2 separate regions of the Homo sapiens genome follow, and region 2 is linked to region 1. Evidence: chromatin loops called from intact Hi-C (ENCODE). Cell type or tissue: GM12878. All regions are shown on one strand.

Region 1 (8,000 bases):
ACAGCCTCCTAAGTCCTACAATCATAGTATTTCTAAGGACAGGTTTGACAAAAAGAATCAAGACATCTGGCCTGGGGTGGTGGCTCACACCTGTAATCCCAGCACCTTGGGAGGCCAAGGCGGGCAGATCACCTGAGGTCAGGAGTTTGAGACCAGCCTGTGGCCAACATGGTGAAACCCCGTCTCTACTAAAAATACAAAAAGTAGCCGGGCATGGTGGCATGTGGCTGTAATCCCAGCTACTCAGGAGGCTGAGGCAGGAGAATTGCTTAAACTTGGGAGGTGGAGGTTGCAGTGCCCCAAGATCTCACTACTCCACTCCAGCCTGGGTGACAGAGTGAGATTCCATCTCAAAAAAAAAAAAAAAAAAAAAAAAAAGAATCGAGACATCAACACAAACAAGATGGAGGACAACCACACTGCCCATAAAGAGAAGCAGTTTGGGGAAAAAAACAGGGGTAGTAGGATAACAAATTCAGCCTTTCATTGTAGGTTTCTATGAATTTAGTTTCTTTTTCTTACCAACCTGGAAGCTCTGGAGGGCAAGGACTCTCTTACTCATTGTGATATTCCCACTGTGCCCGAATAGTGTCTTGCACATGGAAGGCACTCAATAAATATTTGTTTAATGACGGAACTGAGATCCAAATGAAGACAATCCAAGCAGTGAGTTCCATTTCACCGGTGATTGACTCAGCAGTAGGAAGGAGAATGGAATGAGCACAAAGTATATATCCAATTCACTGGCTCCTAATAATTGGAGTTACCTGGGTACATTGGTATATAGTACAAGATCCTTAGTTGTTCAGAGCATAAGCTGGACTGAACAAGGCAAATACTCACATTTGTTTACCAAGGGACTTATTCTCCAGTCAGATCCTGCTTTCCCCAGCATAGTTTAGAAATAGGCACTGAAGACCCTTCTTTAGAAGGCTCTGCTCTGGTCTAGTCCTGATTGGAAAGTGTAAAAATCATCCACTCCTCAACATTGATTCTCATCAGTTAATGGAGTGTGAGTAGACTTGTAACATATAAGCTTGGTGAAGAGCTACTCTTGTGCGCTGAACATTCTCTCTTTTCCCCTCTAAATCCATTATTTGCTCTTCTTTGCCCTGCTCTGTGCTCTGGGATGTCGACCTTTATGGACTACACCAATGGGATTTTTTTTCTCTCTGACTTTCAGTAGGAGTTGGTCAATGGAGGTCACCAACAGATAAATGGAGGGTAGGAGAGGAGCGAGGTTGTGATATTTATTCCACCAAGTCCTCTCTGCTGGGCCATTGTTTAGCAGTGGCTGTGTTCCTCTACAGAAAGTAACAATTGCCATCTCTTGATCCTCCTACAGCTACAACTATGTCTCTGATTTCCATTAACAGCCATTAACCCTGTGCGTCTTCAGCCTAGGGATCACAGTGACTCCGACCTATTGCCAGCCCCTAGCTGCTTTACCATCATTTTAGGTATCCCCCACCCCTGTTGATAGTCCTATAAATAGTTCTTTAAACTCTCCCTTACTACCCCCATCTGAGTATTCTATCCATTTCAAAAAGGACACGGACTATACACAGAAGGGCCACAGAGTAGTAGCCTTTCTCATTTCATCATATATACACAGTCTACATAACGGAGACTATTTTTAGTTATTTAATTTTTCTACTGGAAATAGAATTGTATTATAAACACTAACTTCACCCCCTTCACCACCAAACATGGGCCATCTATCTTCTCATTTTGTCATGCAGTCTTAGCATGTGAAGTCTCAGTTGCTGATTTCCTGATACCATGATGCTGTGCTTGGCTGACCTCAACCATCACCCAATACTTACACTTCTCCTGCAGTGCTTTTCCCACAGGGTTCAAGTTCTTTAAAATTGACATCTTTACACTATTGATCTTACTCTCCATGAACACATGTCTCTCTCTTGAATTTTCTTCTATGACCTTTAGTAAAGCATTATAATTTTTCCCTAAAGTATTGCACATTGTATTCCTAAGCCATGTATAGTTTTGCTAATATTACAGATAATATGTATTTTTATACTACATTTTCTAATTGTTCATGATGTATATAAACTTTTTTAATACTCTGATTTTGTATACAGCAATATTACTAATCTCTCTTATTAGTTGTAATGATTATAAGTAGATTATCTTTCTATATGAACAATCATATTGCTTAAAAATAATGACCTTTTGTCTTTTTCTTTTCAATCCTCATACCTGTGATTACTTTACATACTGTTATTGTGTTGGTTGAAGCTTCCAATATAGTTTTAGACAAAAGTGACAATGATAGGCATCTATACCTTATTCTTAACCTTAAAAAATGCTTCTATGTCTATTCAATTAATTATAATGCTTGCTGTCACTTTTCAGAAGATATTCTTTATCAAGTTAAGAAATTATTTTCCATATTAATCTACAGGGTTTTTATCTTAACACAAAGAAAAGATGAATCATTTTATCAAATTCCATTTCTACATTTATTTTTATTATAAAATTTTTTTCTCCTTTTTAAAGTGTTAATGTAGTAAATTACATCGAGACATTCTCAAACATCTTTCTATATCTGGCATATAATCTTAGTTGGCCATTTTTGTCACCTTAATGTGCTCATCCCATTCACAGGTGATACAAAATTTGAAGCAGCAGTAAACAAGGTGAATAATTAGCATTAATCTCCGAGTATCTTCATCATTGTACTTTTAGTACTTGGCACATAAATGGGTGCTTGATACATAGTTGAATGAATGAATGAATGAATGAATGAACAAATAAATTAAAATTGAGATGAATCATTCGTCTCAATTTTATTGTAGTAGAGATGATCTATTCTTCCAACTCACTAAAAATGGAGAATGGATCATCTCTAATACAATAAAATAATATGATAGAAATGAACATTACTGCACCTAAGTCCATAAAGCCAGCTATGAAGTTTCAGGATGGGAAAACATGGCTAAAGAAAAATATGACTAAAGTAGCCGAGGAACCTAAGTTGATAGTAAGCTCACTGTAGGACAACCACATGATGAGGAAGCTGAACAGTAAATTCAACCTTGCTGCATTTACAGCGTCTACAGCTATGTGGCCATCTATGTCTTTGAGACGAGTATCTTGTGTTGACCAGAAAGCCCTAGAGCATTCTATTCACATTTCACATGAGCTGTTGCTAACATCCAGAATCAGTTTGGGGTAGATGAAGGAAACCATGACAAAGGAAAATAAGAGAAGGAATCATTGCTGTTTTACAGGGAGTTCATAAGACTTAGGATCAGAAGTTTTTTGGTTTTTTTTTTGGTAGCTTTATTGAGATAATTAGCACCATCCAACAGAAGAGGAATTAGATATTGCTATAGAATTCCAAAAGGTCAATAAGACTACTTAACGGGGAAACTGGATTTGTTTAATATAATGAAAACCTCTTAGATAAGTGAAGTGCTTGATAATTAACTAAATTACCTTACAAGGTAAGAGTTCTGCTATATTAGGTGTGCACTATTTACGGATGGACTGCGATCTATCCAAGATGTTATAGAGAAAAGGCAGTTCCAGCATAGACTCTGAGAATAACTGCTCAGGCCCCTACAAATTCCAAAGTTATGTGATCTACAAATAGTAGTTAGTGCCATGAATCTACAGATCACATATGAAGCAAACAAATGAAAAGTTCTTATCAGCATGGACTTGGTGTAATGTCTCAGCCATGGCTTGTTGGATATTTAACATATTTGGTGGCAAAAAATACTGCATCTGATCCAAAAATATCATCTGCCTGCATTGTTGTAACAATGGAAATTTTACTCCAAACCATTTTCTAGTGCAGAGGCAAAAAACTTTCAGCTCGAGGGATATATTCAGCCCACAGAAATTTTGTTTGGCCTTTACCGTGTGTGTGTGTGTGTGTGTGTGTGTGTGTACACTTAAAAATCAGGAAATTACATGTATAAATCCTGAATTCCAGCTTCTCTTGAAAAATTAGGCAGTTTGGCAACACTGGGTTTGTATTATCATACATCAAGAATAAGTTCATGCTAATAACCATAGTACCCTCTAGACAAGGTATCCATGGTCCAGGTGAGCAGTCTCCACCATATTCCGTGTCTTACCCCTGGACAACACCATTCAATGTCCCTTCTCACCAGAAAGAATATGAATTTGGAACCTGAAAGACGTATAGCAAGTAATTAAAACAAAATGATAAGTATTTTAAAGGATGTACAAATTGATATGGGAATACATAGATTTACCATCTAACCTTACCTAGAGGAGTTCAGGAAATCAACCCAAAAGCAGTGACATGAAAGTGAAGAATGAGAAGAATTTGATCAGGCCCAGAATGAATAAATGATATTAAGACTTAACAGGTAGAACACACTCACAGAAGCATAAAAGATATGTTGGGGCATTGGTTCAAAGCTCAGTATGCCTGAAGCACAGGGTTCATGGCAGAAGATGGGGCAAAGGAAGTAAATAGGCAAAAGATTGTGAAGAATCTTGGGCACAAAGTTTAGGAGTTTGTATTTTTATCCTTGGTGTGAAAAGGAGTCATTCAAGGACTTGAAGCATGAGAATGATATTGTCAAATGGTTTTCTAAAATACCACCGTGGGATTTCCCTCTCCAGCCCTAACACAGTAATCAGTACCAGACTTGACCTCTTGTGATAAGTAAGCATGAAACGGAGGCATAGCTGAGGCAGTTGTTTCCAGACATTGGCCTATAGGCAGGGGAAACATAGGAAGAGAAGTCTAAATCCATCTCTGATCCTTGTCTTTGAAAAATTTCCTAACCATGGCACACATAGGTAGCAAGCTTTAGCAGAGCAGGATGGTCCTACTGAATGGGAGAGGCAGCCACCGAAATTCAGAAAGAGGCAGCTACTGAAATTAACTGAACCAGTTAGACTGTGTGCAGCATGGTAATAGAGTGAAGGAACTCCAGAAGTCTGAGTGGGAGTGTCCTGCAGGTCCTTGGCTAGGAGTTCAGGTGAAAAAGTACAGAGCAAGGCTCCATGGGACCTAGCAGAAAGTAGCTGCCAATGGGTTGAGAGTGGAACAGAAATACTAGAGTTCACCCAGTGCTTACAGATGGTATTTCAGTCCAGCCAGAGTACAGAGCCCTCATTAATACCCTAGATATTTAACTGACACACCAGAAAGACTACAAGCCCATGGCCTCCTTTTGCATGGCCCACAAGCTAAGAATGGAGTTTACATTTTTAAAGGATCATAAAATAAAATGAGTAAGAATATGTGGCAGATACCATATGTAGCCCACAGAGCCTAAAATATTTACTATCTGGTCCTTTACCGAAGCTTGCCAACTCTTACCCTAGAGTAAGGGCTATTCTGGACCCACTTAATAAAGCTGAAAACCAAGACTCAGTAAGATCAAGGAGAACCACCAGTCCATTAACTTCCTGCCAGAACAAAAGTCAACCCTCTTTAAAGGAAGACAACACGATCCAACTTCTATTGAGTAATCCACAATATTCAGCATATAATAAAAAATTACCAGACATGTGAAGAAGCAGGAAAGCTGGACAATACTAGACAATAATAAATACAAAAAGACCTCATTTAAGATGCTAACATTAGCAGGAAAAGATCCATAAATATATTCAATAATTTAAAGGAAACCGAGGAAACAAATGGGGAACATCAGAGAAAGAAAAATGAAAACTATGAAACAGAATGAAATAGAGATCCAAAAGCAGAAAATTCATCTGAAATGAAAAAAATAACTTGATGGGCTCATCAGCAAACTGGAGATTACAGAAAAAAGGCTCAGTAAACTTGAAGACAAATTCTTAGAAATTATCCAATTTAAAGAGGAGAAAAAAGATTGAAAAATGTATCAAGGTAGCAACAATAGACACTAGGGACTATAGGAGTGGGGAACAGTGAGGGGTGAGGCTTGAAAAATTACTGGGTATGCTCAGTACCTAAGTGATGACATCATTTGTACCCCAAACCTCAGCATTATGCAATATACCCATGTAACAAACCTACACATGTACCCCTTGGATCTAAAATGAAAGTTGAAATTACTTTTTTAAACAAAAAATGTATCAGAGTTTCAGTGACCTACAGGACAATATGAAATTGTCCAACACATGTGTAACCGGATTTCAAGAGGGACAGGAGAGAGAAAAAGAAGCATAAAATATATTTAAAGAAATAATGGACTTTTTAAATAAAGAATACTCTGATAAATGTAAAAGGGATAGTCTAGGCAGAAAAGATCAAAAGTTACACCTAAAACTGAGCCATGATAATGATAACAAAAAGAAAATGGGTTTAAGAAAGAAACTTGGCACGGTGGCTCACGCCTATAATCCCAGCACTTTGGGAGGCTGAGGCAGGTGGATCACTTGAGATCAGGAGCTCAAGACCAGCCTGGCCAACATGATGAAACCCTGTCTCTACTAAAAATACAAAAATTCAAAAATTAGCTGGACATGGTGGCCTGCACCTGTAGTCCCAGCTACTCGGGAGGCTGAGGTGGGAGAATCACTTGAACCCAGGAGATGGAGGTTGCAGTGAGTGAAGATCCAAGATCGCACCACTGCACTCCAGCCTGGGACAGAGAGTGAGACTCTGTCTCAAAAAAAAAAAAAAAAAAAAAAAAAAGATAAACTTGCTATTAAGTCAATTAGATGTTTTACCTTTATATAAAACATGCTATGAAAAAAATTCAAGAGGAAAGAGAATTAGCCTAACCATAAAAATGCCTTTAAAATCCCTTTAAAAGTGTATATATACCATATATACAATGTGTATTATATATGTGTGAACTATTACATATATACATATACATGTATATGCACACACACACATACACACAGAGCAGGAAACAAGGAATATGCAACACAACAGGAAAAAAAAAACATTAACTATAGTCAGTCCCAATCCCATCAGAAATAGAAGCTTTGCAAGTCTTCAGCAACTAATCAATGTGGTAATATAAATTTGCTTTTGACAGCTAAGAACAGTTCTATTAAAAAGCCTACTATTAGATACTTATTTTGCATTTCTAATAAGCCTAAGCCCTATAGCCAGAAATACTTTGGCTCTGGCTGAAGGAGCTGGAAAGGGAGTAAAGAAGGAACTTCATTTTACCCTCTGATCAGTAGACACCTGAACCTTGAGAACAACCACATAGGCCAGAGAATTTCTAATTGAAGTTGCCTATATTTCCCTAGAGACACTCATGACCACACCCAGAGAGGACTTGAATTCCTGAACTCTTTAAGAGGTGACATGATTTTTCAATGATAATTGTTATTGCACTTCTACTTTTTTAAAAACAATAAATTTGTAAGAGGAATATCTCTTAAAATTCCTTAAATCTAATGAATCGGTTTTATTTCTCTTCCTTTTAAGTGCTGTATAAGCAGTTATAAAGTCAACATAGTTTTAACTATCAAATATGAGTATAGATTTAGGTTATTTTTTTCCATTAAGCATATAACCTAGTTTTTATTTTTTATTTTGCTATTGTTTACAAAACACCTTTTATAGTTGTGAAATCATTACTATGAACTAAATCAGAAGTTGGCAAACTTTCTTAAGGAGCTATTTGATAGATGTTTTAGGCTTTGCAGATCATGCTCTCTCTGTAACAAACACCCAACTCTGTTATTGTAGCATAAAAGCAACCATAGACAATTGGTATCAAATGGGTACGGTTGTGTTTCAATAAAGCTTTATTTATAAAAGAAGCAGCAGGACAAAAGCTGTATTTTTCAAACACCTATTCCAAATGTGTCCTCTCTTCCAGACATTGTACTATCTGCTTTATATGTATATTTCATTAGTTATTTACAATAACTTTGTGAAGAAGGAATAATTAGTTCTATTTTATATAATACAAAAGGAAATATGCTTAACAAATTTATAACTTACCCAGGTACGTACAGGAGTCAGAATTTGAGCCCAGGTCTATCTGATTTTGTGCTCTGCTGTGGTTTGAATGTGTCTCTTCCAAAACTCAGGT
Region 2 (8,000 bases), 430 kb before region 1:
TGCTGCCCATTGTGTTTCCGTGGGAGGCTTTTGTGGCTAATTTTGAAAAATGAAGTGAACAGGTAAACTGGAGCTAATGGCCTCAACCTCAGGGCAGACATCTGGGGCGATGTTGACTTTGTTGCCAGAGAACCAGCTGGCCTTTGCACTCCACTCCCCCTTCCAGGCCCGCTCCCTGCAGGCCTCCAGGGGGGCTTCAGCTTCTAATGAACCAACTGCACAGTCCCTGACGCTATAGTTGCTGCTGCCCAGACTCTTGTTGAAGCTCCATAAATGTTTGTTTTATGAATAAGCACGCACTTGGCACTCCTCGAAGATAATTCTCCTTTATCCTGAGAGGCAACAGTTTCCCAGCTGCCCTTCTCTTGCCAGGGGAAAAGAGTACCATCATATATACTCGCAGATCCAGGAAGAGACAGACTCGGCAGAACTGGAGACCAAAACATTCCTCATGAGTTTCTCCTAATGACCAAAGTGATGGGAATGAAAGTAACCTCCTATATGCTGGACACTGCTCTGATGAGGTGTCTAGCACATATCCTTACAAGAATCGTGGGACACACTATGTTTTCCATTTATAGATAAGAACAGTGGAGGCTAGTGCATGTAATAGACCTAAAACCACAAAGTCATCTAGTGCTAGATGTAAAGTTAGATATAAACATGAGTCTAATTATTCAGTGCAATGCTTAAGAGCGTTGCTTAGAAGGCTGAATTCCTGGATTCAGTTCAGATTTGCCAATAGCTTGCATTGTAACCATAAAAAAGTTAATTTACCTCTCCAGACCTCATTTTCCTTATGTACTAAACAAGAGGAGTAAAGGTTCCTGCCTCTTGGATGTTGTGATGACACATGAGATAATGGCTGTAGAAGATTTTAAAAGTATCCCACGCAAATAAGTGCTCAAAAGCTATTTGCTGTCGATATTACAATGTCAATGATCCTTCCACACAACTGCAGATTGTTCCTAGAAGGTAAAGAGTTGCCCAATTTCTAATAAATACTAGAGAATACTAAGGTATATGTGGATGTCCCAGCTGGACTGTTGGTCTGATTTAGATGATCATCTTTGGGTAGAACAAAGGGTCCTTCCCCATTCAAAAGCTGCCAGCCCTGAGTGTGAGAGGATGTGGGGTGAGAAGAACTTGCCATTTCTGGGCTGAGGACTGAGGTCTGCCTTCCCCACATTACCCTGGTTATGGTGACATTGATCTTTGGCACCAGAAGGTCCGGTAAGCATCAGCCCTACCAATGACTGGGAGTCTCAAGGACATTCTAGAGTGGAATTCCCCAGTGCCACTTCCCTATCCTTTGCCCTTGTCTGGTTCCATAGACAAAAAAGAGAAAAAGAAGGTTGGCAGGTCCTTCTTCCTGCTAAATGGTCCCATCTTTGAGCCATTTATTTCTTTATTCATTCAACAAAGTTTTCAACATTTATAATGTTCCAGCCATAGGGTTAAATGCAGCACAAATAACAAAGAGAAAAATAAAGACACGTACAATTGCACATGTATAAGTTCACTGCAGGAAGAGTGCTCAGCCCCTTTGTAGGCTTCACTGTGGATCGGAAGTGTGGATGTCTACACAAAAACACACCACAAGCAAAGAACAGGGAGCCTTCTGTTGATGTGGATGTCACTAATCATTTTATGTTACCCACATGGAAAACTCTTATGCCTGTTTTTCCTGTTCTGCTCCCTGCCCTTGGGCTTCCAAATTTTGCCATCTCAACACTTCACTGTTCTGCTTCTTTCACACAATTGTATTCCCCTGACTTCATGTCTGAGCTTACAGGGACTGTCAGGCAGGCCTCCAAGTTAGCCCTCATACTTTCACAAAGAGCAAGTCTGCATTTCCTTCATCCAGAACATCAAACAGAGTGTCTCCCCTGGGCCCCTGATATCCTTGTTACCACCTCGTTAATGACTGTATGGGGGGAAGTTTTATGAGGCATCAGGGCTGATGTAAACAGATATGGGAGGATGGATGTCTTCTTGCCTGCATCATCATGGGGTAAAAGCAGTACTGACCCTCTTGTGTATCCTCCCAAGGCATCAGCATGAACTTCCTGGGCTTTTACCCTGTGCTACCATTTGCTCATGAGTCTGGGGAGATATAAGAAGGCAGTTTGTTCAATTCCCACCTATGAGTGAGAATATGCGGTGTTTGGTTTTTTTTGTTCTTGCGATAGTTTACTGAGAATGATGATTTCCAATTTCATCCATGTCCCTACAAAGGACATGAACTCATCATTTTGAACAATGAGAACACATGGACACAGGAAGGGGAACATCACACTCTGGGGACTGTTGTGGGGTGGGGGGAGGGGAGAGGGATAGCATTGGAGATATACCTAATGCTAGATGACGAGTTAGTGGGTGCAGCGCACCAGCATGGCACATGTATACATATGTAACTAACCTGCACATTGTGCACATGTACCCTAAAACTTAAAGTATAATAATAATAAATAAATAAATAAATAAATAAATAAATAAATAAATAAAAGAAGGCAGTTTGCTGGAGGAGTTTGGTGGCTCAACCTCAAAGCACACTGGAAATTCATGTGAGGATAGAGTGTCAATCCTTCCTGCTGTCATGGTGGCTGCAGTGGAGGGTTACAGTATTACAGTGTCCAGAATAGCAAAGGCATGGCTACCTCAGTTTCCAGATAGTGTTACCTGGTAGTTGTAGACAGAGTGCCCATCACAAAGTGAATGCTTAATAAATCTTAGTTGAATGGGTGATTCAATAAATTAATAAATGAGTGAGTGATGGGAGGGGTGCGGAAGTTTCTGTTCTCCTATGATGACAAGAGTCAGTACAGTCTCGAAACAGGGGTTAGGGTGGACAAGAGCCTGACTCTGGAGGTGACCCAAGTTAAACTGAGTTTTGTTTGTTTTGCAACGGGAACAGAGCTTCAGGGCAGGTTTCTAATAATTTCACGAAAACTGAGTCATAAGCCCAGGCATCAGTACTAAGCACAAATAACTGGTGTGATAAAACAGATAATAATGGGAAAAATATATTAAGCTTCTACTATATGTCAAGAATTTTCCAAATGCTTTACATTTACTCTTCATAAGCAAACACTATCACATACATATTATTTTTATTTATGAAAAGGAAGAGAGAAGTTAAAAAAAAAAAAAACTCTTCCATTCTTCTAGTGCTGAAGTTCAAATCCAAGTAGTCTTATTTAGGAGACTGCATTCTGAAGACAACTACAGGGGCAGGGAAAAAATTCAATTGAGTGGGCAGGTGAGTGTTTAGGGCTGCCCCTAGACAAAACAGCAAGACCATGCTCAAACTCCACCCCTAGGGGGAGCTAGACCAGAGCTAAAGGGTTGACTCAGGCACTGGACAGCGGTGTGATTGCACGTAGCCATCTGCCTCCAGGGGGTGGGCATGGAACAAGCTGTGTCAGGCTGCAGCTGTGGACAATGGTGGGAAATGATGCTCCTGACTTTCACTTTCCTTTCCCTCAAGTCTCTAAATCACCCTCCTATCTACTCACGGAACATCGGATCTCAGCTCCATGCAGGTGGATCCCAGATATACATTTTCATTTTTAATTTATCCTCCATGTTTCTGTTGCACATTTCCAAGTTCTTTCTGATTATCTGCCCTATTTCCTGTCAGCTCCTCAAGCTTGACTCAAAGTTCAAATCTGGGCTCATCTTTCTACACAGTTCGAACAGTCTACTTTCCCCACTCGTTTTGACTGTCCTTGACACTACCATTCTCTCACTTTTAAGAGAACCAGAGCTCAGAGTCTCAAGATTCATCTCTTTTTCTTTGCACAATAAGAAATCATTGATGAAACCCTGTTAATTTTCCTCTTTTAACTTAAGAAATATTATTACTGAAGGTTCTGTTAGTTTTCTACCTCTGCAGCTGCTCTTTTGTCTGCATCTCCACTCCTCTGTCCATCCATGAGTTCAGTTGCTTCTTGTTTAAAATAGTGCATGGATTCTGGATTTATTCTTGCCTCCAGTTTCTTTCTCCTTGGTTCCATCTTCTACCTGGTGCCAAACCGATCTCTCTAAGTACTTTTCTGAATATGTCACTCCCCTGAGCAGCAAGCTTCAAGGGCTCTCCATTGCCTGCCAAATAGCATCCAGATTCCTTGTCATGGCTTTTCACATCCACTTAGATCTGGTCTCAACTCAGTGCACATTTATTGAGTCCTACTTAGTGCCAGACCCTGCACTAGGTGTTGTAAATGTAAAAATAAACCCTGCATACTTCCGGCCCTTGGAAAAGAAAAGGAAGATAAGCTGGTCCCACAATCTCTAGCCAGTGCTTCCCCCAAATCCTGCCCACTGCTGAAGGTGTAAAGTTGGATTTTTGCTGTTCTCCAAAACTTCCTCAGCACTTTCTTACTTTTGTGTCCAGGAACTTCCTCACTTCAATCTCTGAGTAACCCCTAACCCTCTTCTGCTGTAATAATTTTTCCTTCATGAAGAATCCATGAAGCAGACACATTTGGAAGAGGAATGCTTCTTGGCAGTCACCTTTACACATCTTTTGATGATGGATCATGATCCATGTGCATTATAGCTTTGTGTCTACCTATTATCTCTCCTACACTGACATTCTCATAACTGATATATAACAGAATGCTATTGCATACAGTATTAATTTATGCATGTTATTAAAAAGAAAAATACATGATTTTTGGTTACATTACATTCAACACAATTTAATAGTGTTCTCTCCTGAATGCTTTCTTACAGACTACCAGTTGCATATTATGCATTAAGAATAGCCAAGAAAACAGTGGAGTATGTATTTTCAAAACACACTGAAATATAGGATATTTTCTTTGCACTTATTTGTTTGTTATATCAGTTCACAGACTGGACATGGTGGCTCACTCCTGTAATCCCACTTGGGAGGCCTATGTGGATCGCTTGAGGCCAGGAGTGCACGACCAGCCTGGGCAACACAGTGAAAACCTGTCTCCACATACAAAAAATAAATAAATTAGCTGGACAGGATGTGGTGGTGTTTGCCTGTAGTCTCAGGAGGCTGAGGAGGAAGGATTGCTTGAGCCCCAAGAGTTTGAGGCTGCAGTGAGCTATAATCATGCCACTACACTCCAGGTTGGGTGACATAGTGAGATCTTGTCTCAAAACAACAACAAAAACAAACAAACAAACACAAACCCAAACATCAATTCACATCCATCGTCTGGTATTAGTGTTCTACAAAACACAGTTTTAGGAAGCACTGTCCTGGAAAGTAAGATCATTGAATAATAATGTTAATAGTAATACTTTTTTTAAAAAGGTTTTTATTTGTTTTATTTTTAATATTTGCTCCATGGTAGCCACTGTAGCAAGTGTTTTTATATCCAGGTTTTTATCTAACTTTCATGACAATCTGATGTGTGGATGCTAATTTTAACCCATTTTTCAGATTAGGAAACAGAAACTCAGAGCAGTTAAGTAACTTCCCAAAGTCATTATCATTAGGGAGGTAGTAAAATTGCAACAGGAGCACATCACAGCCTACCCCAGAGCCTGTGCTCTTTGAAGGAGAGTCTGTTTTTAAAACTTCTGTATTCCCTGTTCCTCCAAAATTCATAACAGCCCATGATTCTTGAACACACTTGTGATTTCAGTTTTGCAGTCAGATTTTGTATTTGTGCTTTGATGCTTTACAGCACAGACAGTAGAAAGAATACTGGTACCCTGCTCCTAGTCTCAGGAGACCTAAGTTTATGACCCCAAATCTGCCTTTAATTAACCATGTGTCATTAGGCAAAGAATTTCTCCCCTCTGGGGCTCAGTTTCCTCAGCTGTAAAATAAAGTGAGGTTGGACTCACTGGTATTTCAGGTCCTTGAACCTCTTTATGCCATACTCTTCTCTTTGCCAAGTTTCTGTGATTAATAGAATTAGATGAGCCCTTTGTTACCCATTGTATCTGCCACTGAGAGAGCTGGAACCATCCTTCAAAGGAATCCACGACATGGCCAATTCATTGTGTTGACTCTGAGGCCACTTCAGTGACCCACAGTCACTAGCAGCATGAAGAGCAGAAGCACTTGCCTTTTACCAAATATGTTTTTCCATTATAGTGAATTTTTCTTTAAATTATAGAACATCAAATACATTTCAAAATTTCATTTGGACAATATAAGTGAGTAAAAAAAATCAGATGGAATATATTTCCCTTGTAATATATATGTGATTAAAAAATGAAAAGAAAAATATTTGTAGCAAATATGTTTTGGATTTACAGAACTCAAAGCTCTTGTGGAATAGTTTGAGACTTCCAAAGCACCAATATGCAGCTGCTTTGGCCATCCTTCTATGAACAATCAAACCCCCAGTTGTCTTGGAAACCTGCCTGCATCCTGGGATGTGTTCTCCATTGAGCAGCTAAAATGGCTTGAAGTCTTCCAGGGAAACGTGGTTTGACTGCAGTTCACCCCTTGGGAGCCTTCATAAAAACAAGATGTCTATCTCCTGACCCCAGAGCCATAAGTGGCATGGCTTAAAGAAATAAAACAACAATAGTAGCTAATGTTAGTTTGGGGGTTTTCCTAAGGTGAAGCACAGAATTTCAGAGATGGAAAATTTAGTCTGCAAAAATGGTTCCCATTTAATTATTCCTACCCTAAGAATGGAGAACTGAGGGTTAGTTTACACAAACATAAAGATTAAACGAGGGAAATACAACCATGAAAAAGAAACATGAAGATTCCCCCATTAATTAAAATACTCTGAGACCAGAATTCACAAAACTTGGATTTTAATATGAGTTCTGCACTAGTTATGATAGTGCTAATGCTATCATTTTAATTATGGCAGCTAGCATTTATTAAGCATTTATATGCTAAATCCTTAAATGTGTCATCTTATTTATTTTTTTAACATCTGTAGCAGATACTGTTGGTGTCTGGCCCTGTCCCCCATCAGCTTACCCCAGAGGTCACCTAACAAGAATCCCCATATACGTCAAAGGAAATTGTGTCTCTCTGCCACAGAATGTCCTCTGGCCACAGGAGAACTGTGGCCCACTGCGCTGGACACCCAGAAACCTGAAGGTGTTGACACCACCAAGGGTAACCTTATAATAATTAAGGATAAAAGTTGGTGATGTTGATGAATGACATTCCAACTTCTTTGCCCCATAGCAGGCCAGTTCCAAGGTATGTTCTGCACAGGCTCTTAGGAGTCCCCAATGGAATTGAGGCCCATCTTCCTGTAGCGATAACACACTAGTTAATACCACTTTTATTGCCTCTCTTCCTTTCCCTGACTCATTTCTCCACCCCCTCACTGTGCCTGCTGGGGTCGCAACCCAGATAAACTACTTATGCTGAAATTCCTATCTCAAAGTCAGACTTTGGGGGATACTCAACCAACACATCCTTTTTACAGGAGGGTGACGTGAGGGAGGTTCAACAGCATGTTCCAAGAGCACTCAGTTATCCAGCGAAAAACCACCCATAAGACTTTCCATAGAAAGAAGCCTAGAAGGGTTTGTCATACTGATCTGGGTGCCACCAAAGCTGGAGATTCAGAGGGCAAAGAGCAGGCACTGATCTAATTTGGTTGATTATACCACCAAGTCTATGTGCCATTAAGGTATATTGGAGGATGGCCTCAGGGCCTTTGCAAATGCCTTAGCAGAGTCGGGGTTTGGTAAATGTCACATTCAAGAGCCATACTTCTGGTTTCTTTAAAAGAAAATTAAGCCTAATATTGTCATTGTTTTTAAAATAGCATTTATATTGTAAATATAAAAGCCACATAGGCAATCTTATAAAATATGAAAATATTAAGAAATATATACCCATAATCTCTCTACCCAAAGAAAAGCACTGGCAATTAATATTTTGTGAGTGAATTTCCTTATCTATAAAATGGGTGTAGTAAAAGAACAATACTTCATTGAGTTGTTATGAGAAATAGATTACTTAATGCTTATATTTGCTTAGAACAGTACTTGACACAGAATAACTGTTCAATAAAGATTAGCTA

What was found. Hi-C counts contacts between places; a loop is a spot of excess contacts. Peaks named below come from ENCODE experiments on the same cell type or tissue, not always from the same donor. Only the 100,000 strongest peaks of a DNase experiment are listed, where the experiment ranks them.
Region 2: it touches region 1 in a loop (2.5-fold over the local background); 2 of 110 quality-filtered maps call a loop at or near these places.

Annotation. Positions count from the first base shown.
Region 1 is chr20:39,443,240-39,451,239 of GRCh38, reverse strand. No RefSeq gene overlaps it. Among named protein-coding and RNA genes, the nearest start is that of LINC01734, 220 kb to the right of the region's middle. In GM12878, no CTCF peak of the experiment used is centred here; a DNase peak (open chromatin) is centred at 4,619.
Region 2 is chr20:39,869,592-39,877,591 of GRCh38, reverse strand. No RefSeq gene overlaps it. Among named protein-coding and RNA genes, the nearest start is that of LINC01370, 130 kb to the left of the region's middle. In GM12878, a CTCF peak has its summit at 3,364 (motif pointing right); a DNase peak (open chromatin) is centred at 3,371.